Regions from separate parts of the Homo sapiens genome. Here region 1 is linked to region 2. Evidence: chromatin loops called from intact Hi-C (ENCODE). Cell type or tissue: K562. All regions are shown on one strand. Links, peaks and the distances in the headings refer to the core of each region. The heading gives the core; the rest is flanking DNA. Region 1 overlaps ME1 (malic enzyme 1). Region 2 holds the start of LOC105377874 (a long non-coding RNA gene).

Evidence for each region. Hi-C counts contacts between places; a loop is a spot of excess contacts. Peaks named below come from ENCODE experiments on the same cell type or tissue, not always from the same donor. Only the 100,000 strongest peaks of a DNase experiment are listed, where the experiment ranks them.
Region 1: a loop joins it to region 2, with 4 times the contacts of the local background. A loop is called at or near these places in 11 of 110 quality-filtered maps.

Annotation. Positions count from the first base shown.
Region 1 is chr6:83,205,478-83,221,444 of GRCh38, forward strand. It overlaps ME1 (malic enzyme 1), which reads right to left. Exons shown (of 14, transcript NM_002395.6): 13 at 11,021-11,119; 14 at 4,925-6,617. The coding sequence ends at 6,447. Among named protein-coding and RNA genes, the nearest start is that of RWDD2A, 20 kb to the left of the region's middle. In K562, for the core only: a CTCF peak has its summit at 9,858 (motif pointing left); a DNase peak (open chromatin) is centred at 9,874.
Region 2 is chr6:82,262,159-82,278,125 of GRCh38, forward strand. LOC105377874 (a long non-coding RNA gene) reads left to right here and starts at 9,280. Exons shown (of 3, transcript XR_942737.3): 1 at 9,280-9,599; 2 at 9,802-9,912; 3 at 10,059-10,532. It also overlaps the pseudogene LOC100132659. RefSeq lists silencers at 2,754-3,048, 15,641-15,841. In K562, for the core only: a CTCF peak has its summit at 8,806 (motif pointing right); a DNase peak (open chromatin) is centred at 8,803; H3K27me3 peaks cover 516 bases.

The sequences.
Region 1 (15,967 bases), core at 5,191-13,190, 940 kb after region 2:
CCGGCTAATTTTTTTTTTTCTTTTTTGGTATTTTTAGTAGAGACGGGGGTTTCACCGTGTTAGCCAGGATGGTCTCAATCTCCTGACCTCATGATCAGCCCACCTTGGCCTCCCAAAGTGCTAGGATTCAGGCATGAGTCACCGGGCCCAACTCTTTCTGGTGCTTTTCATTTTTTCCCACAGATGCACGTTTCCATCTAGGATCATTTTCCCTCAGACTGAAGAACTTCCTTTAGTACTTCTAGCAGTGTAGGTCTGCAGGCCATGAATTAGCTCAGATTTCATTAGTCTGAAATGTCTCTATTTGCCTTAATTTCTGAAGGATATTTTCTCTAGGTATAGAATGCTAAGTTTTAGACTGGGCGCGGTGGCTCACGCCTGTAATCCCAGCATTTTGGGAGGCCGAGGTGGGTGGATCACTAGGTCAGGAGATTGAGACCATCCTGGCTAACACGGTGAAAACCTGTCTCTACTAAAAATACAAAAAAAAAAACCAAATTAGCCAGGCATGGTGGTGGGTGCCTGTAGTCCCACTACTTGGGAGGCTGAGGCAGGAGAATTGCTTGAACCCAGGAGGTGGAGGTTGCAGTGAGCTGAGATCGCGCCACTGCACTCCAGCCTGGGCGACAAAGCGAGACTCCGTCTGGAAAAAAAAAAAAAAGAATGCTAAATTTTATTCTTTTGGCACATTAAAAATGTCTATTATCTCATTTTTCTGCCGAGATGTTGGCTGTCATTCTTATTGTACTTCTGAAGGCATTGTATACCTATTTCATTTGGCTGCTTTTAAGATTTTTCTGTTTATTTTTGATATGCAATTTGATTATGATATCCCTAGGTATGGTGTCCTTTGTATTGATCCTACTTGGGGCTTGCTAGCTCTATCAGTTGATGCTTTTCATTAATTTGAGAAAATTTCTTTCCATTATCTCTTCAAATATTTGTACTCCAGTATCTCTTCTTTCCTTACAGGACCCAGTAGCACGTATATTAGACCACCTCATTTTAGCCAACATCTCTCTCTCTCTTTTCCTTTCTTGCTCTCTCTTTATGCTTCCATTTGGAAATTTTCTGTTTATGTTAGACAAAAACCATAGGATTATCTCAACAGGTGCAGAAAAGGCTTTCAATATAACTCAACATACCTTCATATTAAAAACTCTCAGTAAACTAGATATTAAAGGAACATACCTCAAAATAATAAGAGCCCTCTATGACAAACCCACAGCCAACATCATACTGAATAGGCAAAAGCTGGAAGCGTTCTTCTTGAAAACCAGCACAAGACAAGGATGCTGTCCCTCACCACTCCTATTCAAGATAGTATTGGAAGTCCTGGCCAAAGCAATCAGGCAAAAGAAAGAAATGAAGGGCATCCACATATGAAGAGAGGAAGTCAAACTATTCCTGTTTGCAGAGGACATGATTCTATATCTAGAAAACCACATAGTCTTGGCCCAAAAGCTCCTTCAGCTGATAAGCAACTTCAGCCAAGTTTCAGGATGCAAAATCAATGTACAAAAATCACTAGCATACCTAGGCACCACCAACAGCCAAGCCAAGAGCCAAATCAGGAATGCAATCCCATTCACAATTGCTGCAAAAAGAATACAATACCTAGGAACACAGCTAATCAGAGAAGTGAAAGATCTCTACAAGGAGAACTAAAAAATACTGCTCAAATAAATCAGAGAAGACAAAAACAAACGGAAAAGCATCCCATGCTCAAAGATCAGAAGAATCAATAGCATTAAAATGACCATATTGTCCAAAGCAATTTACATATTCAATAATATTCTGATCAAACTACCAATGACATTCTTGACAGAACTAGAAAGTACTATTTTAAAATTCACATGGAACCAAAACAGAGCCCGAATAGCCAAGGTAATACAAAGCAAAAAATAAAGTTGGAGGGATCACATTACCCAACTTCAAACTATATCACAGGGCTACAGTAACCAAAACAGCATGGTACTGGTACAAAAACAGACACATAGTCCAATGGAACAGAACAGAGAACCCAGAAATAAGGCCATACACTTATGACCATCTGGTCTTTGACAAAGCTAACAAAAGCAAGCAATGGAGAAAAGACTCCCTATTCAATAAATGGTGTTGGGATAACTGGCTAGCCATATGTAGAAGGTTGAAGCTGGACCCCTTCCTTATACCATATACAAAAATCAACTCAAGGTGGATTGAAGACTTAAATGTAAAATCCAAAACTATGAAAATCCTGGAAGACAACCTAGGCATTACCATCCTTGACATAGGAACAGGCAAAGATTTCATGACATAGGAACAGGCAAAGATTTCATGACAAAGACACCAAAAGCAACCGCAACAAAAGCAGAAATTGACAAACAAGATCTAATTAAATTTAGCTTCTGCACAGCAAAAGAAGCTATCAGCAGAGTAAAAGTAAACAGACAACCTACAGAATGGGAGAAAATATTTGCAAGCTATGCATCTGACAAAGGTCTAATATCCAGCATCTATATGGAACTTAAACAAATTTACAAGAAAAAAACAACCCTATCAAAAAGCGAGCAAAGGACATGATCTGACCCTTTTCAAAAGAAGACATACATGCGGCCAACACACATATGAAAAAAGGCTCAATATTACTGATCATTAGAAAAATGCAAATCAAAAACCATAATGAGATACAATTTCATTGTGACACCAGTGAGAATGACTTCATGACATTCTGGCTATTATTAAAAAGTCAAAAAAATAACAGATGTTGGCAAGGTTGTGGAGAAAAGGGAACACTTACACACTGTTGGTGAGAGTGCAAATTACTTCAACTATTGTAGAAAGCAGTATGGAGATTCCTCAAAGAGCTAAAAGTAGAACTACCATTCAACCCAGTAATCCTATTACTGGGTATATACTCAGAGGAATATAAATCAATCTGCCATACAGACATACATACACAAATGTTCACTGCAACACTATTCACAATACCAAAGACATGGAATCAACCTAAATGCCCATTAATGCCAGATCAGATAAAGAGAAGGTGGTAATATGAACTCCATAGAATACTATGCAGCCATAAAAAAAGAATGAGATCATGTCTTTTGTGGGAACATGGATGGAGCTGGAGGCTATTTTCCTTAGCAAACTAGCACAGGAACAGAAAACCAAATACCACATGTCCTTGCTTATAAGTGGGAACTAAATGATACGAACTCATGAACACAAAGAAGGGAACAACAGACACTGGGGTCTACTTGACAGTGGAGGGCGGGAGGAGGGAGAGAAGCAGAAAAAATAACTATTGGGTACTAGGCTTAATACCTGGGTGATGAAATAATCCATACAACAAACCCCCCATGACACAAGTTTACCTATATAATGAACCTTTGCATGTAACTCCAAACCTAAAATAAAAGTTAAAAAAATGTAGGTAATTTCTAATGACCTGCCTTTGAGGTCATTAATCTTTTCCTCTATGACCTCTAGTTGGCTGTTAAACCATCTGTCTGATGAATTCTTAATTTCAGATATTTTATTTTTTATATTTAGAATGTACATTTAATTCTTTAGATATTCTATTTTTGTGATAAAGTTATCTTTTTCCATTTTTCTTTTTGTCTAATTTTATTAACATTAATGTTATTATATTCTCTTCCCTGACATCTCCTTCTCACTATATAATTTATTTGTTCCATGTGTGCTCCAGTAGCATTTTACATTTCTTTGGTTAATAGCAAAGTGAGCGTTCTATAAAAAATTGTTAAATAATTTTCTTGTTCTGGGGCTGTGCTCCCTTCCTAATATGCATGGCTGGCTTATGAAGAGAGGCTGGCACAAATTAGTTTTTTATCTACTTTATTGAGGCATTATTTACCAAAATATTTTTGAGTAAACATTTCCCTCAGACTTCTACTTCACTTCTCTCATGGAGATGCAGTTTTACAGCTATTGGTATATAACTGTCTCTTCTAAACCTGCACTGTCCAATACAGTGTCACTCGCCAGATGTGGCTACTGAGACCTGTGGCTAGTCTGAACTGAATTAAAATGTAAGTGTAAAATATGTGCTGGATTTCGAAGAAAATATGAACAAAATAAACTATCTTAATAATTTTATGATGATTACATGTTGCAGTGGTAATATTTTGGATATATTGGTTTAAACAAAATATATTATTACCATGAATTCCACCTGTGTCTTTTTTTTATGATGCTACTACAAAATTTAAAATTACACATGGGACAGTGCTGTTCTAGACTGTAGCCTATGGAAAGGAGAACAAACTATAAAGAAAGATGAATATGGATGTAAAGCTTACTTTCTTCAGTTATTCTGTGGACTTGGCAAGTTACTTAAAATATCAACTTCATAAGGAAAGTGAGGGGACTACATTAAAATAATGTATGTGGGATACTTGACACCTAGTAAGTAACTATCTAATGCTTATTTCATTATCTTTCCCTGAGGACAAGGAAGTGGCTCACACATCACAGTGTCCAGAATATGTGATTACATATATATATTTTTTTTTTTCTGAGACAGAGTCTTACTCCATCCCCCAGGCTGGAGTGCAGTGGCATGATCTTGGTTCACTGCAACGTCCAGTGCAAGCGATTCTCGTGCCTCAGCCTCCCAAGTAGCTGGGATTACAGGCATGAGCCACCAAGCCCAGCTAATTTTTATAGTTTTTAGTAGAGATAGGGTTTCACCAGGTTGGCCAGGCTAGTCTTGAACTCCTGACCTCAGGTGATCTGCCTGTCTCAGCCTCCCAAAGTGCCAGGATTACAGGCGTGAGCCACTGTGCCCAGCCACATATGTTTTAAATGAATGATGTTTATACTGAAATTAGCAGTTATTAGAATATTTTAGAAATTCGTCACACATAATCATATGACCCCAAGACCAAGCATTACAATGTAACATTTTAAGAAAAAGGACAATTATTTTATATTTTTATTCATTCACCTTTTCTATGCTTTAATAAATCTTTTGCATAGGTAAACACATTTAGTCAGAGCTATAAGACAACATAGAAACAGACAAGAAATACACAGACATTCTGATTCTTCTCCAAATAACTATTTTGAGGAAACTCTTGACTATATGTTACCTTTAGAAATACCTTAACCTCTTCTGCTCATACCTAAAACAATTTGTGTAACCTTCAACTTTCAATAAAATCATTTTATAGTATAATTTATCTTGAATATCTTATACTCCTTAAAGCATTACTTCAAAAACAAAATTCTTCAAATAATTCTATAAATAAGTAGCAAATGTTATTGCACCTTAGCTTTATAATTTAAAATTTTTTCCATTACTTCAAACATTAGTTTCTAAAGTAAATTAATACAGTCTGGGCATATAACTACTCTTTCTCATAGAATGGTATTAGTCATCAAGATATTTTAATCTTATGTAAGGACATTTCTGATACTGGGAACTTAATTATAATACTTTCTCCAAATTCAGGCAAAAGCAAGATGATTATAACACAGTTAGCTCTTCATTACCTGAGTTAATTAAGAGGCCATTCTGGCAGGTAACTCCAGTAGGAACCTAACTTGTTGTCTTAAAGATCCTGAGATCTTTAAGAGGTCAGTTCCTCAGGCAGCCCTTTCTCAAGGATCTTAACTATATACTCTCCTTTCAGACCTTCTCACTGCTCAGGCTGTGCTGAACTGAAGGTGCCAACCTCGGGACAGGGGCCACAGTCCACAAAATCCCTGTAGCAACAGTATGGTAGCTGAAGGATGGGATGTTTGATCAAGGGGGAAAAAAGGTGATTTCAGGTGGGATTTCTGACTCAGGATCAAGGTAATAAGAGCTTTACTCTATGAGATGTAACAATGACAAAAGAATATTAAAATCTAAGGCTGCACAAGGCGCTGTAAACAGCAGTGATCTTTCTCTTAGAACTGTTAGAATTCCGTTGCACAAAAGAACATATATGATCTAGGACTGGAATAAAAATACTTGAGAAGTTATCTTTCTCTAGGCAACAAAGTAGTGTTATTTCTGCTTAGCAAAAGTTCACCTACGCCTAGATTCATTTCTAGCTTTTTTTTTTTGAAAAGTAGATTTTAACAAAATGGTCAACAAAATAATTATGAGTTTTAATGTTGGTTATGTCAATTTATTAGTAATTTTGGTCTTCCCATTAGTGTCCTGTATAAAAATGATGAGTTTCTCCGTAGTACGTACAACAGCTTTTAAAGAGAACGTAGGCAGAATAATTCAGACAGAAACCATAAATAACCAGAAGGCAAAGTGAAGCAAAATTGTCTCATGTGATGTTTATCCCAATTTATATCGATATTCTTCTATCAATTTTTAGACTGTTAAAGTAAAATCTTAATCTAAGTGTCTTATGAATCATTATAAAAGATTCCAACCTTTAAAAATTATGAAAGGTTTAAAGACCTCATTAATAGAGTTAGAAATGTTTGCTATTATCCTACTGGTCAACTTTGGTCTGTATTTTCTGCACCTCTTCAGGCCAAGAATAACAATCAGGTAGAATCTGGTCATAATCAGTACTATACATCTGGGAGCGGACAAATGCTTCTTTGTTTTGCGGTTCAGGATAAACTGTGGCTGTCTTTTCTTGGTATGCATCTTTCACAATCTAGATATAAGAAAAGAATATTAATTATTTTAATAAATAGAGGTAATCATGAGCCCATGTGAGTGGAAGTTTTTATCCATTTCAAAAACACTGTATCCTATGTTTGCAAAAACATTAAGTGTATTATAATAAAAGCACATATAAGCAATGAAGATATAAAATGAAAATGCAATTATAAATCATATAGTGAGAGAGAAAAATGACATCAGCAACTAAGGAAAGTGTGACCAGGTGAGACTGATTCAAGTACTATCACATCTGGATTTCTCAGAGAAGCCAGTGTTCAAAGTCTTGACATGACCTGACTGACAATTAACTTGAAATAAATACCTAAATAGTCCTGCTAAACTTGAACCTTGAATTTTCAAGAATCCCTATTCTCACCACAGCCTCCTACAAAATCTCTTCCTGTACCCCAGGGTCTCCTGATCTTGCTCAGCTAATCATCTAGACACCACAGTCAGGATGAGCACTCTTTGCCAGCGTCACAGATTCTCTGGTCATCACGCCCTGTGTTTCATGCATAATTCTAGTCCCTCGTCTGGGGACCCCTCAGAGCTGGCTTTCTCCTTTTGTGGCTGTGCATCCTAGAACGATGCAGTAAACTTTCTGTGGTGCTATATTTTTTTTCTAGTCTGCACATTATACTTTTTTCTCTCTTTACTTAAAACTTCCTCTTGTGGTTCCCAAAAAGCAATTCCAAACCTTCCCCCATCTTCAAGCTTCCATTTGACTCTCATCACTCACTGGAGAATCACATCATCATATCACATCATGGGAGAAAATTTCAACTACTCAGAGAAAATGACCTTAATTTCCCTTTTGACCAACTCAGACTATCTCCTCAGTGTCTTCATACATCTTCTCTTTCCCTACTTTCTTTAAATGGATTCTCTTCATCAAAATTAATCACTTCATATATACTATTTAATTCACACCAGTTTTTTTTTTTTTTTGAGATGGAGTCTTACTCTGTCACCCAGGTTGGAGTGCAGTGGCACGATCTCAGCTCACTGCAACCTCTGCCTCCTGGGTTCAAGCGATTCTCTGGCTGGCACAGTGGCTCATGCCTGTAATCCCAGCACTTTGGGAGGCCGAGGCAGGTGGATCACCTGAGGTCAGGAGTTCAAGACCAGCCTGACCAACATGGAGAAACCCCATCTCTACTAAAAATACAAAATTAGCCGGGTGTGGTGGTGCATGCCTGTAACCCTAGCTACTCGGGAGGCTGAGGCAAGAGAATCACTTGAACCCGGGAGGCAGAGGTTGCAGTGAGCCGAGATCACACCATTGTACTCTAGCCTGGGCAACAAGAGCAAAACTCCATCTCAAAAACGAAACAAAACAAAACAAAAAACAACAACAACAAAAAAACAAGCGATTCTCCTGCCTCAGCCTCCCAAGGGTTAACAGGCTCCTGCCACCACACCCGGCTAATTTCTGTACTTTTTTAGAAGAGAAGGGGTTTCGCCATGTTGGCCAGTCTGGTCTCAAACTCCTGACCTGAGGTGATCCACCTGCCTTGGCCTCCCGAAGTGCTGGGATTACAGGTGTGAGCCACCGTGCCCAGCCGAATTCACATCAGTTCTTAAAACAATATTTATATGACTGACTTATTTTGATAAGTCTGATTTCAAAGAATATCAGAATGATTATCTCATCTCAATGTAAAACTATGCATTTATGAACAATTAAGGTTATGAATACTGTGCTGTATTATGAAATGTCTATGAAAAAGCAGGAAACAATATGTATATTTCATAATTATAATAATGTTAGAAAATAAACAAACGAAAGACTCAAAACAAACACAGGAAAAAAAATAATACTTATATTAGAAAAATAGGATATTGGTTATTTTCCTTTTCTCTATTTGTTTTCCAAAGTGCCCATAATATGGTAGTATTACTTTTTAAACAGATTTATTGAGATATAATTCACACAAAATTCAAGCATTTTAAGTGTACAACTAAATTATTTTTGTAAATTTACTGAGCTGTGCAACAATATTACCACATTCAGTTTTAGAATATTTCCATCACCCCAAAAAGATCCCTCATGCCTACTTAAGATGGCTATGTTAATTTTATAATAAAACACATTGTTTCATTACTGACATAGACTATGTGGAAATTCATCTCCTCTTTCTGCTCCCAGTTATACCATAGAAATAATCCCTTCTCCCAATGAAATCTTCACTCTCTCTGTCCTGTCAATGCCAAACTCTCTGACAGAGTGGCTTATATTTTATTGCTTTCCTAATTCTCTGCCTTCTGAACCTCCTGTACATCTTGAAATTTCTTTTGTAAAAGTCTCTGATAACTTGTTAAGTACCAAATAAAAGTCTGCATCTGTTTTTCTCTCCAGGATTTGGCTGTGTTGGTCACAATTTCCACTCCCATTCTGAAATTGTCTCTTTCCTAATTATTGACATGCTGCTCAGTTTGGAGTCTCTTAAAATCCTGACCACTTCTCTTCTTAACTGGCATCTTTCTTCTGTCTTCTAGACAGAATAATAAACTATATTCTATTCTCATTTTTATTTCCTTTCTATACTTGCTTTCTTGGCAACCTCACCCACTCCTAGATATTCACCAGTTACCACATGCAGAAGATGCCCAGGTCTTTTATCTAGCCTCTCTTTAAGTTTCAGTCATTTCTATCTACTTGATAAAATGGTACATTTGAATGTGCCATTGATACCTCAAACTTGCAGTCCACTTACATGATCTCCCTCTCTGAAGTTGGTTCTTTGTTCTAGTTTCTCAATTTCTGTGTATGCACTCTGTATTCTTCCATTATTCTAGGTGTGATATCTGAATCTTTTGGCACTCCCCTGCTGTCCCCTGCTTTTTTTCCCCTCTAATCATAAGCTAACTCTTTTTCATTTAAATCTCCAAAATGAACTTAAAATGATAATATGCTATTCAGTATATTAATAGTTTAAACTACTTAAAAACTAGCAGATACATATTAGTAGAATATATGAACATACTTTTTCATAGATAACCAAGCAGATTATTATGTAAAGGTTTTTAGAGAATTACTTCTTTTTTTAAGAGACTGCCTTCAGTCAACGAGATAAATAATGATATGTGACTCTTAAATGGTGTTGTTTAGATAACTTGCTAATAGCTTAAGCTAGTGATTTTCAATCTGGAGCAATTTGGCCCCCAAGGGGATACTTGACAATGTCTGGAAACAGCTTTGGTTGATACAACTGAGCAGATGCTACTGACATCTAGTGGGCAGAGGCCAGGAATGCTGCTGAAGATTGTACAATGCCTGGGACAGCCGCATGATGGTTATTGACCCAAAATGTCCACAACGCTGAAGTAGAGAAACCCCAATTTAAACATATAACTACTGTCATGGCTAAACTGTGTTCCTCCCACCCCAAATTCAGTGTTGAAGCCCTAACCACTAGTACCTCAGAATGTGAGTGTATTTAGAAATAGGCCTTTAAGGAGATAATTAAGTTAAAATGAGACGGTTAGAATGGTCTATAATCCAATTTGATAGGTGTCCTTAAGAGAAGAGGAAATTTGGACACACAAGCGTGTACACACACAGAGAAAAGGCCATATGGGGACACAGAAAGAGGGCAGCCATCTGCCAGCCAAGGAGAGAGGCCTCAGAGGAAACCAAACCTGCAAACATCTTTATCTTAGACTTCTAGCTCCCAGAATTATGGGAAAATAGTTTTCTGTTGTTTAAGCCACACAGTCTGTGGCTTGAATATTTAAAAACAGTTACTACATAACCGTGGTATGTAGTTATCCCAGCCCAAGAAAACTAATACAATTACACTGCAAAAAAAGTCCACTTATCTTCCAGTTTAGTTACAGAAAATTTCTCTGCCTTTGGGTTCTTCTTGGCTAACTCCTTCAGTAGCTCATCTGCCACCCAAACAGCTTTCAAGTTCTTTGACCTCTTTATTTTGCCTTCCGCCCAGTATTATCAGTTGTGATCTGTCATTTATGATGCCACACATCATAGTGACATGGATATGGAAGGTGGTTCAAGGTCTAAATGTTACTCTAACATATCTGTAATATTTTGGTTAATTATCACTAATGTGATATAGAAAAGAACAACTTTAAAAAGGTGAAATGGGAGAAATCTGGCTGACAGGAAGCCCTAATGAATTATTTAAATTTTAGGAGAAAAAAAGAACGATAGAGAGGGAAATTAATTATTCGGCCCAATACTTCCATTCTTCTCTGAGAAGCAAATGTAGCTCCTAAGCTCTACAGTGTCAGTGTGCCTCATTTCTCTGACTTCTGACATAGTAAGTTGATACAGATATACATTTCAAGGAAGCAGATTTTTAATATTTAAAAATGCATATTTAGCAAGAAAAGGAAGGAAAAATAATGAAGCTTGAACAAGAGTGGTTTTACCTTTTCTGCAATTTTCAGAGAAACATCTCTAATGGTATTCAAAGGAGGATAAAGCCGACCCTCTTCCAAGTGTTTATCTGACACTTGCTGAGCTATAACCTTATGAAAAAAAGAAAGAAAAAAAGTGTTTATACTTCACACGATACAATGTGGTGGGTACGCCAATAACTAAGTGAACGGTTACATATAATGGTCTATACAAAAACCAGTGACATTAATATGATTACCTAATTTCATCCCCACTTCTATCAACAAAGAAATAAGCCCAGAGTGGTGTGGTGGTGGTTGAGATCACATAATTGGTGAAAAAGATGGGAATAGAATCTAGGTTTCCTTTTAGTCCACTTCCTTTTCTATTGTACCATGAAATGCTAGATACTTTCCAATTGATACATTAGGGGAACAAGGGAAAAGAAAAGAAAGAAAGAGGAAGATGATAGAGTAATGAAAATGGATCCTGAAAGCAGAGGAGGACAGCTATCCAAGGCTAAGCATGCCATTACTCCCAGCTCTGAGTCATATTCTTGTGCAGGAGGTAGAGCAAAAGGCTGAGAAAGCTAGTTCAGAGTCTCACTACAAATAGGATTTTAATTTTACACAGACTCTGGATTATCTAAATCACCTAATTAGCCTCAACATTTACTGTCCCCAAACCATTCCCTAGTTCCAAATCAAACAGTGTTAAATTTTGTATTGAACCCTAAGGCAGAGAGGGAGACTCAGTAACCCTGATGTTCTCTCCAGCTCTAAGACTTTGATTAAATTTCTAGATGGGGGCAAATCTAAATCAGCTTATACCTAGGCCTTTGTTCCATGAAAATGTGGATGCAGAGAGGGAGTAGGAAACCTTCCTCTTTTGTAACATTTTAAATAATCAAATACTTATTTTTCAGTATATCTTAATATCTTTTAGATTTTTAAATCATGAAATTATTTCCAAAATATTATTCTTTGCCATCAGCAAACATATATGCACTGAACAAGCATAACACTACGGAGAAGCTTAAGAAAAGTGTTATTGTCCTTGAGAGATGTATAATTTAGTAAGGTAACAGAGTACGGGAAGAAAAAGAGAACGCTGAAAGAGAAGACGGCTTAGGCTAATGGTGAAATGTGGGTGCTAAGAAATCCAGAGGAAGAGCAGTTCTGGAAGGCCTTATAGTGCACAGTGGCTTGAAAGGCAAACCTACAGGAAAGCCTGGAGTTAGACAAACAGAAAGTAGGTAGGCATTTCAGACAAAAAACAGAGTCAGACCAAAGGCAGAGTTGTGTGTGAGCTGGACTCAGCAGGCCCAAGTGTCCTGACCTGGGGGAGCAGAGGGTCTGGGTACAGAAATAAGGACTGGAGCATTATCAATGTCAAAAAAGGAGTTTGGAGTTAAATCCCGTCGGTGACTAAGGACTTCTGACCAGGGACATTTAGGCAGAGGTAAGATGGAAAGGAGAAGGAGGTAAAGTTACTAGTATAACTATTTGTTTGATTAGTATTGCTCTACATATTATACAAAATATTATAACATATAATTGTAGGGTGTTGACCATAATTTTATAATAAACTCATCATTTAACTCATTAATTTCTTGCCTTTGTAACAGGATGTTTGCCCTAGAATTGGTCATCAGGGTCCCAAACTTCAGGACAAAGATACGTTAACTATTCCACACTATCAGGAAGTCACCAAACAAGTGGGGCTTGCCATCTACCTCAGAAAGTAGAATCAGCCCTGCCAACCCCACAAACCACAGCCACCCCCTTCCAGAAGGCTGAGCTAGTGAGAGGCAGGGAAATTTGCTGGAACCATGGTTTGGCCTACTGGGTAATGTAGTGGCTTTTTCCTCCCCTCTTCTTGGTGCATGCTACTCCTTCTTAAAGGCTTATGGTGTCCTCAAGGAAAGACTGGGGGGCATTCTTTTCCCCTCCTCAGCGTGAGCAGTTATAGGTATGTGTACTTAAGCAGAGAAGAGAATGGGAAAGGGAGAGCCAGACAGACAGGGTGGCTGTAAGCTGTATACATTCCCATCAGTGGATCTGGTATGGGTACATGAGTTTCCAAGGTCAAGCGGCCATAGCAGAGGAGGCCTCTGCATCCCTGGGGACCTGAAGAAGTGTAAGGAAGCTAGGCTGAAGCCAGACATCCTACATCAGAGGGCCAGATTTGGACCCTGCCAGAGAGAATTAGTGGAGTTAATAATCGAGTTAATAAAAGAGATGTTTGCCCTTTTCCATGCCCTTCCTTCTTTTCTCCAACGTATTTGAAGAAGTAGTCTTTAACAAAAAGAGGGAGGAGGTTTCTCAGAGTCGAGCCAAACATTTCCCCCCAAATTCCTCAAAGTGCTAGCTTCAGAGAAAGAGTAAAAGAACAGATGGGTTTTCTCTAACTGCTACTGCAGGCCTCTCCTACTGCAGGGAGAGGACATGACATTTGAATTGGATATAACATTTTGAACTGCACAGATGTTTAATTGTTGTTCACTGATGTATTCTCAGCACTCAGAATAATGCCTAGCATATGTTAGGTATTTAATTAAAAGAATATTAAAAGAATGAGTGAACTGAAAGTTATGGGCTCTTACCGAAATGGCACTAAGAGAAACAAGAGGGAGAGCTGGTGGAGAATGATTTAAAACAATGACTGGGGCAAAATAAAACCATTTTATGTTAATTGCTCCACTGAATTGAAACTTTTAAAAAACTTTATTAATTCTTGTTGTTCTGCAAAGGAGATGTGGCAGATTTAAATAATAATTTCTTAGATGTTAAAGCAAAAACTTTTCTGGGTGTCAGGTATTGGTATTTAATTGGATAGAACAAAATGAATAGCACAATGTTAAAAAGATGTCAGAGCATGGTGGTTGAAGGCTCAGGCTCTGGTGTGAGGTAGACCTATGTTTGAATTCTAATTCCATCAATTACTGTCTGTTTTGTATTTGGGCAAATTAATTAACCTTTTTAGACCTCAGTTTTCTCATCAGTAATACAGGACTAATAATACTTCCTAATTCATAAGGATTGAATGAAATAAATGCCAGCAAACAATTTACCACAGACAGTGTCTGTCAGAAAAGTATTCAATTAAACTTAGCTATTTTGTTTTATGTATGTATGTATGTATGTATGTGAAACAGGGTCTCACTCAGATTGCCTACGCTGGAGTGTAGGCAATCTCCCTTAGCTTGGGTGATTCTGCCGCCTCAGACTCCCGAGTAGCTGAGACAACAGCTGTGTGCCATCATGCCCAACTAATTTTTTTTTTTTTTTTTTTGTATTTTTAGCAGAGATAGGGTTTCACCATGTTGGCCAGGCTGGTCTCAAACTCCTGAGCTCAAGCGATCCACCTACCTCAGCTTTCCAAAGTGTTGGGATTACAGACGTGAGCCACTGCATCTGGCCAGCTATTTTGTTTTAAAAAAGAACCAATAGGCAGCCCACATGGCCAAATGGAAGCAAAATAGCTTCTGGTGTCAGATCTGGCTCTACAGTGTATAGATTGTTAGCTATTTGATTTGGGGGCAAGTTCTATAACGAATCAACTTCAAGTTTTTTCAACTATTTATATGACATAATATGTGTATTCCACCTATAAACACCAGGACACTGCTGGCATTCAATTTCATTGTTTCTTCTCTAGGATGTCACACAAATGTCATTTTAAAGAGATTGGAGACAGTCACAGGATAGCTGAGTAAAGAAGAATCATTCTGAATCCTTACTCTCCATGTGTGACTGTCCATGATGATTATCTAAAGGGTCCTCTGAGCAGATATCAGAAAGGAGTGGAGCAAGGCAGATGAGAAGACACCAGCCTGTGATTCAGGAGAAGTGGTGTGAAGATAGGAGGCTGAGATTTGTCTCCCAGGTGTGAACAGGATGTGAGGAGTCTATTCCCAGGATACACTACAGACCACACAGGGCCAGGAGGGCTGATCACCAGAGGTCCAGAAGACTGTCTATAGTGCCAGGAAAGCCAAAAATCTCTTCATGATATAAAAATGTCCAGAAATATTCTTTGAGATTGGTGCTAACCCATGACATTTCTAGTTCCATAAGAGATTCAACTAGTATTTTGACAATAATCCTAACAGTTATTAAATTTGTGGTTGCAAAACAAAATATTCAGAAATATCTCCTATATGTTACTTTTGTTAACTACAAAATATAATCTAGACAAGAAGTACTTTTCTTCTTTTTGGGGCCATCTGGTAGTGAACGTTTGTGGTATTGTATTTATTCCTCTTGCTAAGATACATGACTCATTCTATTTAATCCTATTCAAAAAGTATTTACTAATTTTCTGCTTTGTGCCTAGCATGGTGCTAGATACTACTGAAGTTTTAAAAGAAGTATATGGAAGACTCTCTGTCTTTAAAAAAGATAATCTACAGGCCAGGCGCGGTGGCTCATGCCTATAATCCCAGCACTTTGGGAGGCCGAGTCAGGCTGATCACAAGGTCAAGAGATCGAGACCAGTCTGGCCAACATGGTGAAACCCCGTCTCTACTAAAAATACAAAAATTAGCTGGGCGTATTGGCATTGTGCCTGTAATCCCAGATACTTGGGAGGCTGAGGCAGGAGTATTGCTTGAACCAGGGAGTTGGAGGTTGCAGTGGGCCAAGATCACACCACTACACTCCAGCTTGGCAACAGAGCGAGACTCCGTCTCAAAAAAAAAAGATAATCTACAATTTAGTTATAAAGGCAACACCTAATCTTTTACAATAGGAAGCTCTCAGGAGTGTATCATAACCAGAAATAAAATTAAATGTCAAAGTGTGTAATAAAGACAGTCATGGCTACGGAGAAAGATCAAGATGAGCTAGACTTGTCACAAAAAGATTCCAGGATGTGGTGGTATTTAAGCAGTACCCTAAAGGAGAAGCTTAGATCATTGGAGAATAATTCTCAGGTCTTTCCAGACAGGATAAGAGATAAAGCAGTTACACAGGCAT
Region 2 (15,967 bases), core at 5,315-13,314:
AGAGAGATTACAATCAGTTGAAAGGATCAGGGAAAGCTTCTTCTTTTTTTTTTTTTTTTTTTTTTTTGAGACGGAGTTTCCCTCTTGTTGCCCAGGCTGGAGTGCAATGGTGCAACCTCAGCTCACTGGAATGTCTACCTCCTAAGTTCAAGGGATTCTCCTGCCTCAAACTTCCAAGTAGCTGGGATTACAGGTGCCTGCCACCACACCCGGCTAATTGAAAGCTTCTAGTGGAGTTATTTGTGAAAGAACTGAGGGATAAATAGGAGCATCTGAAAGGAATCTACTTTTTCCATGATTGCTAATGTAGAGAAAAACTATAAAAGACTTTGAAATGCATCAAAAAGATTACTGATGACTTCAGTAGAAAATTAGGTGGTTTAGCTGGGATCATTGCACCTTTCATTGTCTTTGAGATATTTTACAACTCTGCAAATTGTAGATAATGGATAGCAGTGCAAACAAGCTCATATTCACAAACATGCAAATTAATTTTGTCAGGTGGAAACACAACTGATTTCTTTATTTCCATTTCTGTAATAAGCAAGTTTTGTATTTATTTACTTTTTTTAATATAAACTCTCAACTAAGTGATTTTATTCCTGTCCATGATTGCAGACACTTACAAAAACATAACATCTGAGTTCACCTTAAGAAATAACTTACAGCTGGGCATGGTGGCCCATGCCTGTAGTCCCAGCTACTTGGGAGGTTGAGGAAAGAGAATCACTTGAACCCAGGAGGTGAAGATTGTAGTGTGCCCAGATTGTCCCACTGCACTTCAGCCTAGGTGACAGAGTGAGACTCTGTCGAAAAAAAAAAAGAAGGAAGGAAGAAAGGAAGGAAGGAAGGAAGGAAGGAAGAAAAAGAAAGAAAGAAAGAGAAAGAAAGAAAGAAAGAGAAAGAAAGAAAGAAAGAAAGAAAGAAAGAGAAGGAAAGAAAGAAAGAAAGAAAGAAAGAAAGAAAGAAAGAAAGAAAGAAAGAAAGAAAGAAAAGAAAAGAAAGAACGGACGAATGAACTTGCATAAAGCAGGGACATAGATAGCACACAATAGTTCAGGGAGGATGCAGAAGCAACTTTTAGTAATTAAAATGTTAATGTGAATAAAGGATGGAATAAATATCCCTACTTATTTCTACCTAAGATGTTATGTGATAATATTTTACAATGTCCTGAGGGTCAATGTATGTTTGTGTATATGTCCATATAACACACACAGATACAGTACATTCTTCTTCCCACACATATACATACAAACATAATTATTTGCAGTTCAGTTTAAGTCAACTTTAATATGCCACTTTGTACCTTTTCTTTTCTTTTGGGGTGGGGGACAGAGTGTCACTCTGTCACCAAGGCTGGAGTGCAGTGGTGTGATCTTGGCTCGTTGCAATCTCCGCCTTCCAGTTCAAGCAATTTTTGTTCCTCAGCCTCCTGACTAGCTGGTAGTAGACACGATCTCACTTTGTTGCCCAGGCTGGTCCTGAACTCCTAGACTCAAGTAATCCTCCCACCTCAGCCACCCAGGTTCAAGCGATTCTCCTGCCTCAGCCTCCTGAGTAGCTGGGATTACAGGCATGTGCCACAATGCCTGGATAATTTTTATATTTTTAGTAGAGACAGGATTTTGCCATGTTGGCCAGGCTGGTCTCAAACTCCTGACCTCAAGTGATTCACCCACTTTGGCCTCCCAAAGTGCTGGGATTACAGGTGTAAGCCACCACGCCCGGACAGATTCCTTTGTTTAAATGTACGCTGTGATAAATAATTTTCCTTTATGATAGTTCTGTGATGGGCTAGTTCACTGTGGTTTACATGAGGGTACTTGGTAATGGATCACACACTCACTGTTATGCGAGAGGAGTAACTCCCTGAAAAGGATTTTAAAAATTTCCCCCAGTTTTGCAATTATCCCTGAGCCCAGTTGATTACTCAGGCTCATTTTATCAGGAGAATTCTTAGAAATACCGTCCATATCTCCTGAGCCTAAAAGCCATTCATGTGATGTGACTCCATTCCTCCTCCTACTCCATCCATGGTACCATCTGACCCAGATTCCACTGGAAAATTAGGTCTGTTAGGTCTACAACATACTGCATTCATTCATATCTCCAGGGTTGATTAAATCTGCTAGACTAGACATGACGGGTGTTCCTGTGGACCTCACCTCCTGGAGGGCCTATGTAATTCCCAGGAGATGTTGAGGAGTATGGTACTGAATTGGCATTTGTTGGGTTTGGCCAAGATCTGCCACCCTCCAGACCCATGTTCATTCTAGGCATTCCAGAGCCACCTAAAGCATTCACTGGGCATCTCATTGCACCTTCATCATTCTGTACTGACAACCAAGGATCAGACTGTGGCCCTCAGGGCACCATTCCTCTTGGAGAAATTGGCCCACCCATACTTAAATGTCCTTGTTGTCAAGTTGGATTCCACTGGGGAGTAATGGCTGACTTCCTAGGATACTTCCAAGTGCCTCTTTAGGTATCTTCAATGGGAACCTTGGACCTCCAGGGTACCAAGGTGATATAAAAAGATAATCATGGAAGTTTTTTGTTACACTTGAGTGTTCACATGTTTCCTTTGGCTCTGGAGCTGCCAAATAGAGATCCCAAAATACACAACACCAGGAATGTAAGAATCCTGGTGGTTCTCCCAATTTTTTCCCCCATCTTATCTCTGATAAAAATGTTCGGGATGATCTCTGAACTCCTACATGGAGCAGATATTCATATATGTAAAGTGCTAACTTCACCAAGGTGTGGCTGTCACATGGGTTAATGCTGCTGTTACTCTTGCCTTTGCTGTACATTCTTTGCTGAGAGTAACTCCCATTGTCATGCACTTGTTACCCCATCACAGCCTCCCTGGAAACAGCCCTGTCCCCATGGCAACCCATGTAGCCACCTTCACTATTGGCTGCCTCACACCAACGGCTTTTGCATTTGTTTATAGATTTGTTTCCTCATTGCTTATTATATATGTGATATTTTTAATTCTCCTATCTATGAATCAGTTGTAGCATGTTACTGCTTCCCTCATTAATTACAAAGCTATATAAAATCTTTGACGTGTTAATTTTATATATGTATAAAAGTTCTGATTGCATCCTACTTTAAAAATTATTCTTTTTTTCTTCTTTTTTTTGAGATGGAGTCTCGCTGTGTCATCCAGGCTAGAGTGCAGTGGTGTGATCTCGGCTCACTGGAAACTCCGCCTCCCGGGTTCAAGCAATTATCCTGCTTCAGCCTCCTGAGTAGCTAGGATTACAGGCGCCCACAACCGCGCCTGGCTAATTTTTCTATTTTTAGTAGAGACGGGGTTTCACCATCTTGGCCAAGCTGGCCTAGAACTCCTGACCTCGTGATCCACCCACCCAGGCCTCCCAAAGTGTTGGAATTACAGGCGTGAGCCACCATGCCTGGCCAAAAACTATTTTTTAAGACTAACACATTTCATCTAACATGATTTTGAGTAACTCTTTATTAATATACCTTTTTCATTTTTCCCTTTCTTTGACCACTTTATTTATTTTATTTATTTATTTTTGAGATGGAGTCTCACTCTGTCACCCAGGCTGGAATGTACTGGCGCGATCTGGGCTCACCGCAACTTCCACCTCCCGGGTTCAAGTGATTCTCCTGCCTGAGCCTCCTGAGTAGCTGGGATTACAGGTGCCCACCACAGTGACTGGCTAATTTTTGTATTTTTAGTAGAGATAAGGTTTGATCATGTTGGCCAGGCTGGTCTTGAACCCCTGACTTCAGGTGATCCCCCCGCCTCGGCCTTCCAAAGTGCTGGGATTACAGGTGTAAGCCATTGCGCCCAGGCTTATTTATTTATTTATTTATTTATTTAATTTATTTTTTGAGACAGAGTCTGGCTCTGTGGGCCTGGCTGGAGTGCAGCGGCATGATCTCGGCTCACTGCAACCTCTGCCTCCTGGATTTAAGCAATTCTCCTGCCTCAGCCTCCTGAGTAGCTGGGATTACAGGCACACGCCACCATGCCTGGCTAATTTTTATATTTTTAGTAGAGAAGGGGTTTCACCATGTTGGTCAGGCTGGTGTCGAACTCCTGACCTTAGGTGATCCACCTGCCTCAGCCTCCCAAAGTGCTGGGATTACAGACATGAACCACTGGGCCCGTCCTCTTTGAACAGTTTAATATAGACCTAAAACTGTATATAGTATGTATGGGATTATGAAGGTGGAAGTAAAGGATGATATTAAGAAGTTTTCTTGTAAAGATCTAGCACTCCTAGAATCTTTCCTACCTAATATGCAAACCAAGGATTACTGAAACAGAAGTTTTGAATCTGGAGGCTGTTCTGTAGTCCTTGGTTTCTATATGAAAATAAAGCCTTTACTTGAAAAATATATATTAAATGTAGAATGTATAAATATTTTATATTTTCTTTTCTTTTTTTCTTTTTTTTTTGAGATGGAGTCTCACTCTATCACCTAGGCTGGAGAGCAGTGGTACAATCTTGGCTCACTGCAACCTCCGCCTCCTGGGTTCAAGGGATTCTCCTCCCTCAGCCTCTTGAATACATGGGATTACAGGCACATGCCACCATGCCTGGCTAATTTTTGTATTTTTGGTAGAGATGGCATTTCACCATGTTGGCCAGGCTGGTCTGGAACTCCTTTTTTCTTTTTCTTTTTCTTTTTCTTTTTCTTTTTTTTTTTTTTGAGACAGAGTCTTGCTCTGTTGCCCAAGCTGGAGTGCAGTGGTGCAATCTCGACTCACTGCAACCTCCACCTCCTTGGTTCAAGTGATTCTCCTGCCTCAGCCTCCCTAGTAGCTGAGAGGCTACCATGTGCCATCATGCCTGGCTAATTTTCGTATTTTTAGTAGAGATGGATTTTCATCATGTTGACCACGCTGGTCTTGAACTTCTGACCTAAGGTGATCCTCCCGCCTCGGCCTCCCAAAGTGCTGGGATTACAGATGTGAGCCACCGTGCCTGGCCATATTTTAAATTTTCTATAACTAGTATTTTATATGTATAAATGTCTTTATACGTAAATATAAAAAGATAAATATATATGTATAGAACTAGCTATATACTTCTCTATTTATTTATATATATCCCATTAGAGTACAAGTCTTATTTATCATTGAAATACTTCCTCCACTATACCAGGACCCTCAGTGCTGAGGGTGGCTACATTCTGAGTAGAGAACATCTTTGATTTTTTAGTCTACAGTCGCAGCTGCTGCATTTTTCTTTGATGTCTTGTGACCCATTTGTCACTGCTAGTCCTCTGCTGTTCTGCCATTGACACTATATAAGGTTATGGAATCTTCTGGTCCAGCTCCTATTCAAGCCTTTACATACATCTTCCCTCAGAGGACTATCTGCTACTATCTGCTAGCAGTCTAGTTTCTCCCCACTACCTATGTTAAGCTCAGACAGTTCAATCAGATTCCCCATACCACAGCCCTAGTGCCCAGTTTGTCAGCAGCACTAACATTTCCACACTGAGTTTTCTCCTTGTAGAGGTGTGATGTCCAAGCAGGCTCATGTCTCTTTCCTGATGGAACCCATAATATCTGTCCTTGCCAGTTCCTGTCAATGTACCTCTCACCCCTGTCCCTAACACACAGGAATTATTCTGCCCCTATTGTTGAACATATAGTTATATTGCTTCTACAGACCTGAATTCTAAACCATAAAGATACAAATATCTATTTATGCTCATCCCTATTAGTCACTGTCTCTTTAGTAGCTGAAGCATAAAAAATTTCTTTAAAAATAAGAAGAACTCTAATATGAGAGGTCATTAGTCCCTTAGAGCTCTCGGCAGCATTTGAGTTTATCTTATAAGATGGAATGTCCTTTCGTCTCTTAATTATATCCATAAAACTAATGAAACTTTAATAAGAAATCTAGATTCCATTAATAGGTTTTGGACATCACAGACATATTTGCTTGTTTGTTTTTAAGTGGGGCAGAGAATAAACCCCAACCTCCAACATCTATGCCTGCTCTATCTGCACGACATTGACAAGAGCAGAGGCCAAACGTGAGCGGACAGATTCCAAGAGGAGGGTCCTCTCATGTAGAGCTACTCTCGTGTCTTACTGTTGGGTCTCATTATGCTACTTAAGAGCAACACAAAATAGTCTTACAGGTTACTAGAAAGCCAGAATAAATAAAAGGAAGGCTTATTAAAAAAACCATATTCCCAGGAAAACTCTGGGTTAATGCCTACTCAGAAAGGAAAGAAAGAGAGATGCCAAAACAGATTATGTATTACTTTAATTGAATCTCTGTATATGATTTGATTAAGGTTTTTTGCCATACTTAAGACAAGACAGTGTATTCATCATGACTTTACATCGTATTATGTTCTGGTTATGTAATTATAAAATAATTAAATTGCCTTCATAAAATTATATGAAAATTCAATGATTACATTTTAGAAATGGACCACTTAAGCCTGTTCAGTTTCTAACCCATAATAAACTTGGCACCCCTAGAGAGCACTGGAAGTGAGACATAAAGTAAGCATTACTTGGCATTCTTCCACAAAAATTCCTGCTGTGGAAGATTGCCCCCTTCAAATAACATCAAGTACTAAACTAGTATTTAATTTAAAACTCTTTAATCAACAAAGATCCCAACAACCGCTAAAACTTCACTGCATGCCAATTTTAACTACCAATTATGAAATCACTGCTAATGCAGTCAATAAAATAGGAGACTTTGAATTGGGGATGAGGGAAGGGTACTGAAACATAGAGATTAGGAGATCACTATCTCGTTTCTTAAAGAAAAATTCTGCAGTAATTTAGCTGAAATTAAGATCAGAGGTGTTGGCCGGGCGTGGTGGCTCACACCTGTAATCCCAACACTTTGCGAGGCTGAGGCAGGTGGATCACAAGGTCAGGAGTTCCAGACCAGCCTGACCAACATGGTGAAACTCCATCTCTACTAAACATACAAAAATTAGCCAGGTGTGGGGCGGGCACCTGTAATCCCAGCTACTCGGGAGGGTGAGGCAGGAGAATCGCTTGAACTCGGGAGGTGGTGATTGCAGAGAGCTGACATTGTGCCACTGAACTCCAGCTTGGGCAATAGAACAAGACTCTGTCTCAAAAAAAAAAAAAAAAAAAAAGAGGTGTGAGTTCTTTTTAACTAAAACTGCTTTAGGCAGGTACATCTCACTCAGTTACTCTTATTTTAATTAACATGGTGAAAGTATAGTGTCCTAAAATCTACCATCCTGAAAAATTAAGTTTATTTTTGTTTCTTTCTTTTTTTTTTTTTTTTGAGACCAAATCTTGCTCTGTCGCCCAGGCTGGAGTGCAGTGGCGCAATCTCAGCTCACTGCAACCTCCGCCTCCCGAGTTCAACTCTCAGGCCTCAGCCTCTGGAGTAGCTGGGACTATAGGTGCCTACCACCACATCTGGCTAACTTTTTGTATTTTTAGTAGAGACAGGGGTTTCACCATGTTGGCCAGGCTGCCCTCAAACTCCTTACCTCGAGTGATCCACCTGCCTTGGCCTCCCAAAGTGCTAGGATTACAGGCATGAGCCACCATGCCCAGCCTTTCCTATCTTTATGGTGAAAAGATCAAGACAAAAGAAACCCTTTCATAACTAAGCATCAGGCAACCATGAGAAGATCAATGTATTGAAGAGAAACTTCCAAGTGATGGGTGGTATTGGGAAATTAGAGATTTGGCCCTTGAATCAGTAGATATAGGATATCTCAGCAGGCATCAAGTGAGGTTTGAAAGTCATTCATTTAATTACCTCCTATCATTCAAAGCATTTTAGACTTGCCCAGCATGTTTTACATTTCAATTCACTTTCACATCTATTAGTTTAGCCGCAAGATCATGACAATGCACAACAGGAAGAGGTCCTGAGAAAGTCAAGTCCTCCGAGTAAATTTGGTAGGAATCTACCTCTATCACCAGCTGGGAAGTAGGCAATGATTGACACATGCAGATTTGATCAGTCTTTCAGTGCCTGTACAGGAGGAGACCCCCCTAGGGAAGGCAGAAGTACTTTGGAAACAGAGCAGCCGGTGAGTGGGATCAGAATGGAGACCTGATCTTAGAAGTATCTCACAGTCAAAGCAAAGCCAGTCTCAAGTTAGAGATCAGCCTTTAAAAGGACAAGCTGATTCTGGGAAACATGAATCACTTAAGTTAGACAGCAGTTTCTGATTTGGTGATGGTTTTTTAAATTTTTGTTTCTTTCCATATATATAGGGGTTGTTTATTCATTCTGAACTTTGCTAACAGTGGGCCAACTTCTAAAACTTGGTTATGGTTCTCATAGGTGTATATTTTTAATATGCATAATTGAAGACATCTTTGTTTTTTCATGTCCATATATTTAAAATTTGAGAAATATAAATTCAAGTGAGAAGAGTTGGAAGAGGGGAGCAATATTATGGTTTAGATGACATGATCATTTCCATTTTCTTAGCTTATTAACATATTTTCCTATACCTCGCAGAATCAAGGTTTTATTTTAGTGTGACAGACAGAACCGGGATAGCAAGAAAAAGTCCAAAGTTAAAATACCACTGCAGCAGTTCCTCTGGATACTGAAAGAGTTTTCATGTTTTTGGCTCTCCACAAAGCAGATTAAAGCTTAAAACTTTCAGTGAAAACAAAAGAGACCCCAGGATTGAATTATCCCCATAGAAGGTTAAACAAAAAAACCCAAAAGCCCAAAAACTAGAATTAAACCTGGAGATTCCAAAGCAGACCCCAGTAGAAGGATTTTGTTTTCTCTGTGCAATCAATAAATGATACAGAGCTTTTTTAGGTATCTGTCGCTAGATGGCACTATATAAACACCTTCATTTTCACTTTTCACATCTTCCCTTAGTAGTCAGAAAGGAGGCAAAATATCAGGTAAGGCAATCCTTTTAGTCTTCTTGAAATTGCTGCTGTTTATTAATTTAACTAAATCTTTAATTATAAACCTAAACACCTTGTAACAGATTTGCCAATACCTTAATCCTCTATCAGCAAGTACGGTTCCATTGACAGGAGATTGGCTCGAAGGCAGCTTTGGGTTTGTTATTTGACAGATAGGAAACTGAATAATAAGAAGGCAAGAAAATTGATAGTATGTGAAAGAGAAGACAGGAAAAAGAAATACATTTATGAGAAAATGTATAATCTTGAATTTTCTTTGGTTTCCATTAAACTGCCGGTGCCTCAGAAGATTGTCAGTTTAACGTTCTATCAGTAGTACCATAATTTATTCTTTTGTTATACCATGAGGATTGAAGACGAAAAGGCCCATGCTAGCAGGAGGCACAAGAAGAGATTATATATGCAAATAATTCTGTAGCTCTTGTACCAGGAGAGGGTTTGTCTTGTAATATTTCTTTGAAGACACACATAGAAATCTTTGATTGGTCTACAAAAAGCAAAATTGTGAGGCTAAAAAGAAGAGGGAGAAAGAGAAAGAATATTTGAAAAGAGTATGCAAAGCTATGATAAAAAGTCGGAAGATGGATGACAACTGCAGCATCTTTTTTTTTTTTTTTGAGAGCTAAGAATAGTGGGGATGAGGGGGTGGGTAAGGCATGCAAAGCAATTTGGAGAAGCAAGGGTAAGTGTGTTCAAGCCTGGGGAATTGAGGACATCTGGTCATATCCAGACAAAATGTTTAATCTGTGTAACTGGCAGTGGGCAGGGGTAACCCAGCTAGCCTGCCTTCCAAGTCAGGTCGGCTGCTCCTCGACTCTGCTTCTCAGGAGTGGTGGGCTGTGTTCCATGGATCTGAGGTGCCATGTGCTGCTTTCTGCCCCCAGGAAAGAAGCAGACACCGAGGGAGAATTTTAAAGACTTCAAAGAGCCCGAGTGGACTACCACATCCCTGTAGCTGGCAGTCCTATAGCTGGCGGTCCTACTTGTCCAGTAAGGTTAGGGAGGAATGGAGAGGCGGAGGAGTTGGAATATGTGGGTAGGGGTGGGGTTGGGAATGAGTGAAGTGGAAGAGGGCTGGCTAAATGAGCTCTCCTCTTCCAGCACACATTCAGTAAACTTTCTCCCTTCCTCTGTATTTCAGCTTCCAAACATTGGCTCCTCTCTGAAAAGGTCACCCTGCTTTTCAGACAGAATTTGTGACTCTCGGCAGCTGGGAATACTTTGGAACTGAAGAGAACCTATTAGGAGAGAGAAAAAACAGAGTCATGATTAAGCAAAAAAAAAATGGAGAAAAGATTCACCTCTAAATTTTATTTAATGACAACAAAAACACACAACATTTCTCTTTGATTCATAACGTTAATAAATTCTACTTATCGTTTGCAATAATTCCAAGGTGTTCTAAAGACATCTTTATATTAGAAAAGAGTTCCATATTAGTTTGAATTACTTCAGGAAAGAAATGCCCTATTCCACCACTACAAGTTATGGGGAAATCTATAGCAGAACATTTTGTACTCTCACTAATGAAGAAAGAACCCAGTAAGGATTGCTGTATTTTGGAGATTAGGGAATTGTGTTCACACTCACAATAAAATGTTAAGCTACTACGTCAGAGAAGGCTTGGTTCATTTATTTTGACACCAGTATTTGAAATAATTTAGTTTCCTTGGTAAATGATCTGTAGACTCTTCCAAGTGTTGTTAGCTAAAATATTATTAATGTGAATTCATTCAACACACTTCATAATTTTGCTGAGAAATGAGACGTGAAAACTGCATGTTATGGTCCCAAGAGGTGAAGGAGGGGAGCAGAGAGAGAAGCAAGGATGAACAGTGTGAGTGAATTTATGGGAGTTTAGAATGAGAGACTGGGAGGCACCAGCAATAGAAAAACGAGATCATGAAATTTGAATTTTGCTATTGTAGGAGTGGAAAGATGTGATACCTTTCCTCGCTCATCATAAAGGTCACAGCCGACACTTAATACTCCTAACAAAAAGGCAGGTTAACAAAAGAAAAGCATAACATATTTTTAAAATCAAAGTTTTACATGACACAAGAGTCTTCAGAAGTGAAGACCCAAAGACCAAGGGAAAACTGCTTAGGTTCTATAAAGAATGAACAGCTGTACAGATAGGTAACTGGACAAAGGGGTATAACCCAATGGTAACAGATGAAGGTGGAAAGCTCAGCAAGGCCTGTCCAGCTTCATCTTGGCCTCACTGTGTAGTGAAACTTCCTCCCTGCCAACGGGGCAGGACCCCTTCTGAAATGAGGATCTTCAAGGAAGAAGGAGAAGAGAGACAGTAACCTTTCTAGGTGTTATGGCTTGCTTTGAGGGAGAAGGGTTCTAGTTTTTATGACTTACCTTGAAGAAGAAGAATTCTGGTTTCTATGACTCACTTCAGGGGAGAGACAAGGACAAGAGAAAGGAGGGTAGGAGACAGTCAGAGAGAGGCTTTTCTTCTGAGGCTACTTCTGAAGCCTTGCAATCTCCTTTAGTTTTATGTACTCAGCATGCCAAAGCACCATACTTTGGGGTATTGTGTTCTGAGCCCCAACACTATCAATTATCATTCAGTTTCAGCTTGAAAAATGAACTCTGTGGTGAATAAGCACACTGGAGTAGTCCCTGAAGTGTCTACATTCTGCTCAACTAAACTGTTAGCACTGTGAAGAAGGCTTTTGGAAAACAAAATTTTGATATATTGACTCTAATTAAAAAAATATATAGCCACAGTCCAACTAACTCCAAATGAGCACATTATTGCAGAGTCCCTGGGAAATATTTTGTGGAAGTAAAATTTTGAGGGAGAGGCCTGGTGCGGTAGCTCACGCCTGTAATCCTAGCACTTTGGGAGGCTGAGGCAGGTGGATCGTGAGGTCAGGCATTCGAGACCAGCCTGGCCAACATAGTGAAGCCCTGTCTCTACTAAAAATACAAAAAATTAGCTGGGTGTGGGTGTGGGCACCTGTAATCCCAGCTACTTGGGAGGTTGAGGCAGGAGAATCACTTGAATCTGGGAGGTGGAGGTTGTAGTGAGCCGAGATTGCGCCACTGCACTCCAGCCTGGGCGACAGTGCAAGACTCCGTCTCAAAAAAAAAAAAAAAAAAAAAAAAAAAAATTCAGGGAGAAAAAGTCAAGAAAGCTTGGAATGAGTCACTCTATCCCACAATTTCAACAATTCTCTCCAGAGCCCGAGGTGCCAGGTGTGTTTTTGGCTTTGCTTCTGTGCAGGAGCTCTTGCTTCTCCATCTGAGCACCTTCTTTCTCATCCTTTCTGTAATTCTCCTTTGTTCACCTACATTGTTATTCCATGAAGTCATCCCTGGATCCTCTAAGGCACCCCTGCTTCCAGGCCAGAATAATAACATCCTCTGACTCCCACTGTCCTTTATCTGAATTGCTTTCAGTTTGTTCTATAACTTACTTTATAATAATTTGTATATATAGCTTAATCTTCATTGAAATATAAGCTCCTCGCAGGCAGTGACTTTGTCAGAATTATCTTTTCAGGTAACAGACACCCAAATATATTTAAATCACTTAATCTTCATACAGCTCTAGGAGTAATGTTCCACGTGAACTGTGGGCACATTACTAGGATTTTCCCCATCACCCAATGTAATCTAGTTCACATGTGCTAAAAGCATTCACTTGATGAATGTTTCCAATGTCTTTATCCATCAGTATTTTATTAAATTTAAGCTGGGAATCATTTCTAACATGATTATACTCTTGCCCCCATGCCAGGCTGCATTAGGAGAGCCTGCTCTGTGATGACCTGAGCTGTGATGACCAATTGTCCCAGTTTGTGCAGAACTAAGGAGTTTTCCAGGATGTGGGATTTTCAGTGCTAAATTGGAGACAGTACCAGGTAAACTGGGTTGGTTGGTCACCCTAACACTGCTCCCCAGCCCCCTGAATATTCTAATATTCTTCTGTTAGAGCTCTCATAAATGCAGAGTAATCTTTGATTTTCTTGTTTGTGTCTCTCACTAGACTAAATTTCTTATCTCTCTGTATCTCTAGCATCTAGCACAGTGCCTAGTACTTAACTGGTACTCTATAAATGGTTGTGGAGTGGATAAAGAATGAAAGAATATATGCATGAAGAAGAAGTAGAAAGGCTGCAGTGAGCCATAACTGGGCCAGTACACTCCACACTCCAGCCTGGGTGACAAGATGAGGCCCTGTCTCAAAAAAAAAAAAAAGAGAAAAAAGCAACAACAATTTTTCCTCTTTATTTCCCCACAAGGACAAGAAATGTATCCTTTCTGTGTCTCAATCCTATTGTAGAGGGTTTTCAGAAAAATAGGGCAATGTGAAGAAAGCAGAGTTTCAAACTAAAGCCCAGAGGTTCATGGAAAACCTTGGCATCCTCTTCATAAGGAAGAGGCCCAAGAGACATACCATGAGCAGCCTGCTCCCTCCTCTCTTGTGCAGCTCAAATGTTTTCTCTTTTAAGAAGTCTTCTTTCACCCTCCTCCCACTCTGGACAGAGTCAGTTGCTGCCCACTCTGGGCTTCTATAGCATCTGTCTTCTCTGCTACTCTGAGGGCATCGTGAACCATCTGTACCTTATTCATTTTTGGATCACCAGAAGCTGGCATTATATCTGGTCTATAGTAGGTGCTTGTTAAATGAATAAAAGAAAATGTTGAAAGCACAGGGAAATTTATTCACAAGTGTTCCATAAGACAGAGGTAGAAATGAGAGGAGCTTCACTGAACTGAGTTGGGGAAAAAATAAAACGAGAGGCCAGGCACCTGTGACTCACATCTGTAATCCCAGCACTCTGGGAGGCAGAGGCCAGTGGATTGCTTGAACTCAGGAATTCGAGACCAGCCTGGGCAACATTGTGAAATCCCTTCTCTACCAAAAATACTAAAAATGAGCCAAGCATGGTGGCACGTGCACCTGTGGCCTCAGCTACTGGGGAGGTGAGGTAGGAGAATCTCTTGATCCCGGGACATGGAAGTTGCAGTGGGCCGAGATCAGCCACTGCACTCCAGCCTGAATGGATGGAGTGAAACCCTGTCTCAAAAAAACAAAACAAAACAAAAAAGAAAGATAAGAAATGAAAGGGGCTAAATTTAAGAAGATATTCATCACAGCAACTTAGATTGAGTAAGTGGTTTGCATTCTTTATTTCATTTAATTCTAACAACAAACCTCTAAACGTTTAGGTTTTCCCTATTTTATAAAGGAGAACATTAAAGGTCAGAGAGCTTCAATAATTGTCACAGGTCACATATTCATAAGTGGCACAGACCAAGCTAGTTTCATATTCCATTTCATTTGATTTGGTTTAAGGAGTTTTGGAAAGCTGCTCCAAGCATACATTAGAGATAGAGAAGGGATGGGCAGGAAATACTGAGGAGAATATTACTAACATTATTTTAAAAGAGGGGTGGAACGACCCACTCCCAAAATGCCCTTTGGAATATAATAAGAACACATGACTTCCTCAAAGCTCTCACTTCCTCAAGTACTATAGATTTTGAGATTTGGAGGAGGACAAGTTAATGTGCAGGGCTTGTAATTTTATATTTATGAGTAAGATGTGACTGAATATGATTATGTGATCTTTAGGGGAAAAAAAATCCAGTCTTACATCCCATCTGAAACTCAAAACCCTAGAGGAATTCCACTTATGAAAAGGAGAATCCTTAAAAGAAAGGAAAGTTTGAAAAGGATCCTAGGGCTGAAAGTCATAAATTTTAACAGAAAGTGTGTGTGTGTGTGTGTGTGTATGTGTGTGTGTGTAGGCAGGGAGGTGTTCAAGATTAGATTTAGTTATATTATATTAGATGTGCAAAAAAAAAAAAAAACTTCAAAACCTTCTTTACTTCCTATACCTGCAGTGGTGTTAGAGGAAAGTAACGAAACAAAAGAGACTTATATTTTAAAATTTTGCTAAAATACATGTAACACCTTAACCATCTTTAAGTGTATACAGTTCAATGATAGAACAACAAAGACTTTAACTTGCCAATTAAAGTAACTTCTGGATGAAACAATTGTGTTCTGATAAATATTTCATCAATTCCAGGGTCATCACTTGTATTAGTCCATTTTCACACTGCTGTGAAGATACTACCTGAGACTGGGCAATTTATGAACAAAAGAGGTTTAATTGACTCACAGTTCCATATGGCTGGGGAGGCCTTAGGAAACTCACAATCATGGCAGAAGGTGAAGGAGAAGCAAAACCTTCTTCACAAGGTGGCAGGAGAGAGAGAGGGAGAATGAGTGCAGTGGAAACTGCCACTTTGAAACCATTAGATCTTGTGAGGACTCCTTCACTATCAGGAGAACAAAATGGGGAAACCGCCCCCATGATTCAATTGCCTCCCACCAGGTCCCTCCCTCCACACTTGGGGATTACAATTCGAGATGGGATTTGGGTGGGGACACAGAGCCAAACCATATAAGCTCCATACTAGGGATGTTCCTCCCCTCTTTGTTTATCTACTCAAGATAGCATTTGTAGGGGAAAGTTCTCTCAGCAGTGCAGGCACTGAGCATTCATAAATGACTTTCTATTGGTCTTTGTGACCTGGTGGATAGTCAGAAGGGGTCTCTAGACTAGTATCCACTGAAGTGTAACTGGAAAGTCCATTTTGCCTCTCTGGCTGTTTCTACCAGCATCCTTCCTCAATGCTCCACCCTAAGACTTGCACATCCAACTTCTGACCATATTTTTCTGGAAGGGGAGAGACTTTGTTTTCTTTCTCTCTGGAAAATACTTCCTTGATATCATATCCTTCTTTTTCCTGGTAGCACTAAGCACAATGACTCAGCCTTAATTGTGGATGAGCTATCTTCTCCACATGTTGAAAGAAACTGATTTGCACTTGCCAGGTATGGCTCTTGATAAGGGAGCATTGTCATAACTTAAAAAGAGGAATTACTGTGGACCAAACAAAATATTGCTCTTATCACATATATAAATAAAACTTTGAAATTGACAACCTTAGATCAATGAATGTAAAACATCCTTACTAGATTTTATCTAAATTCAATCTTTTTGTTTTTATATT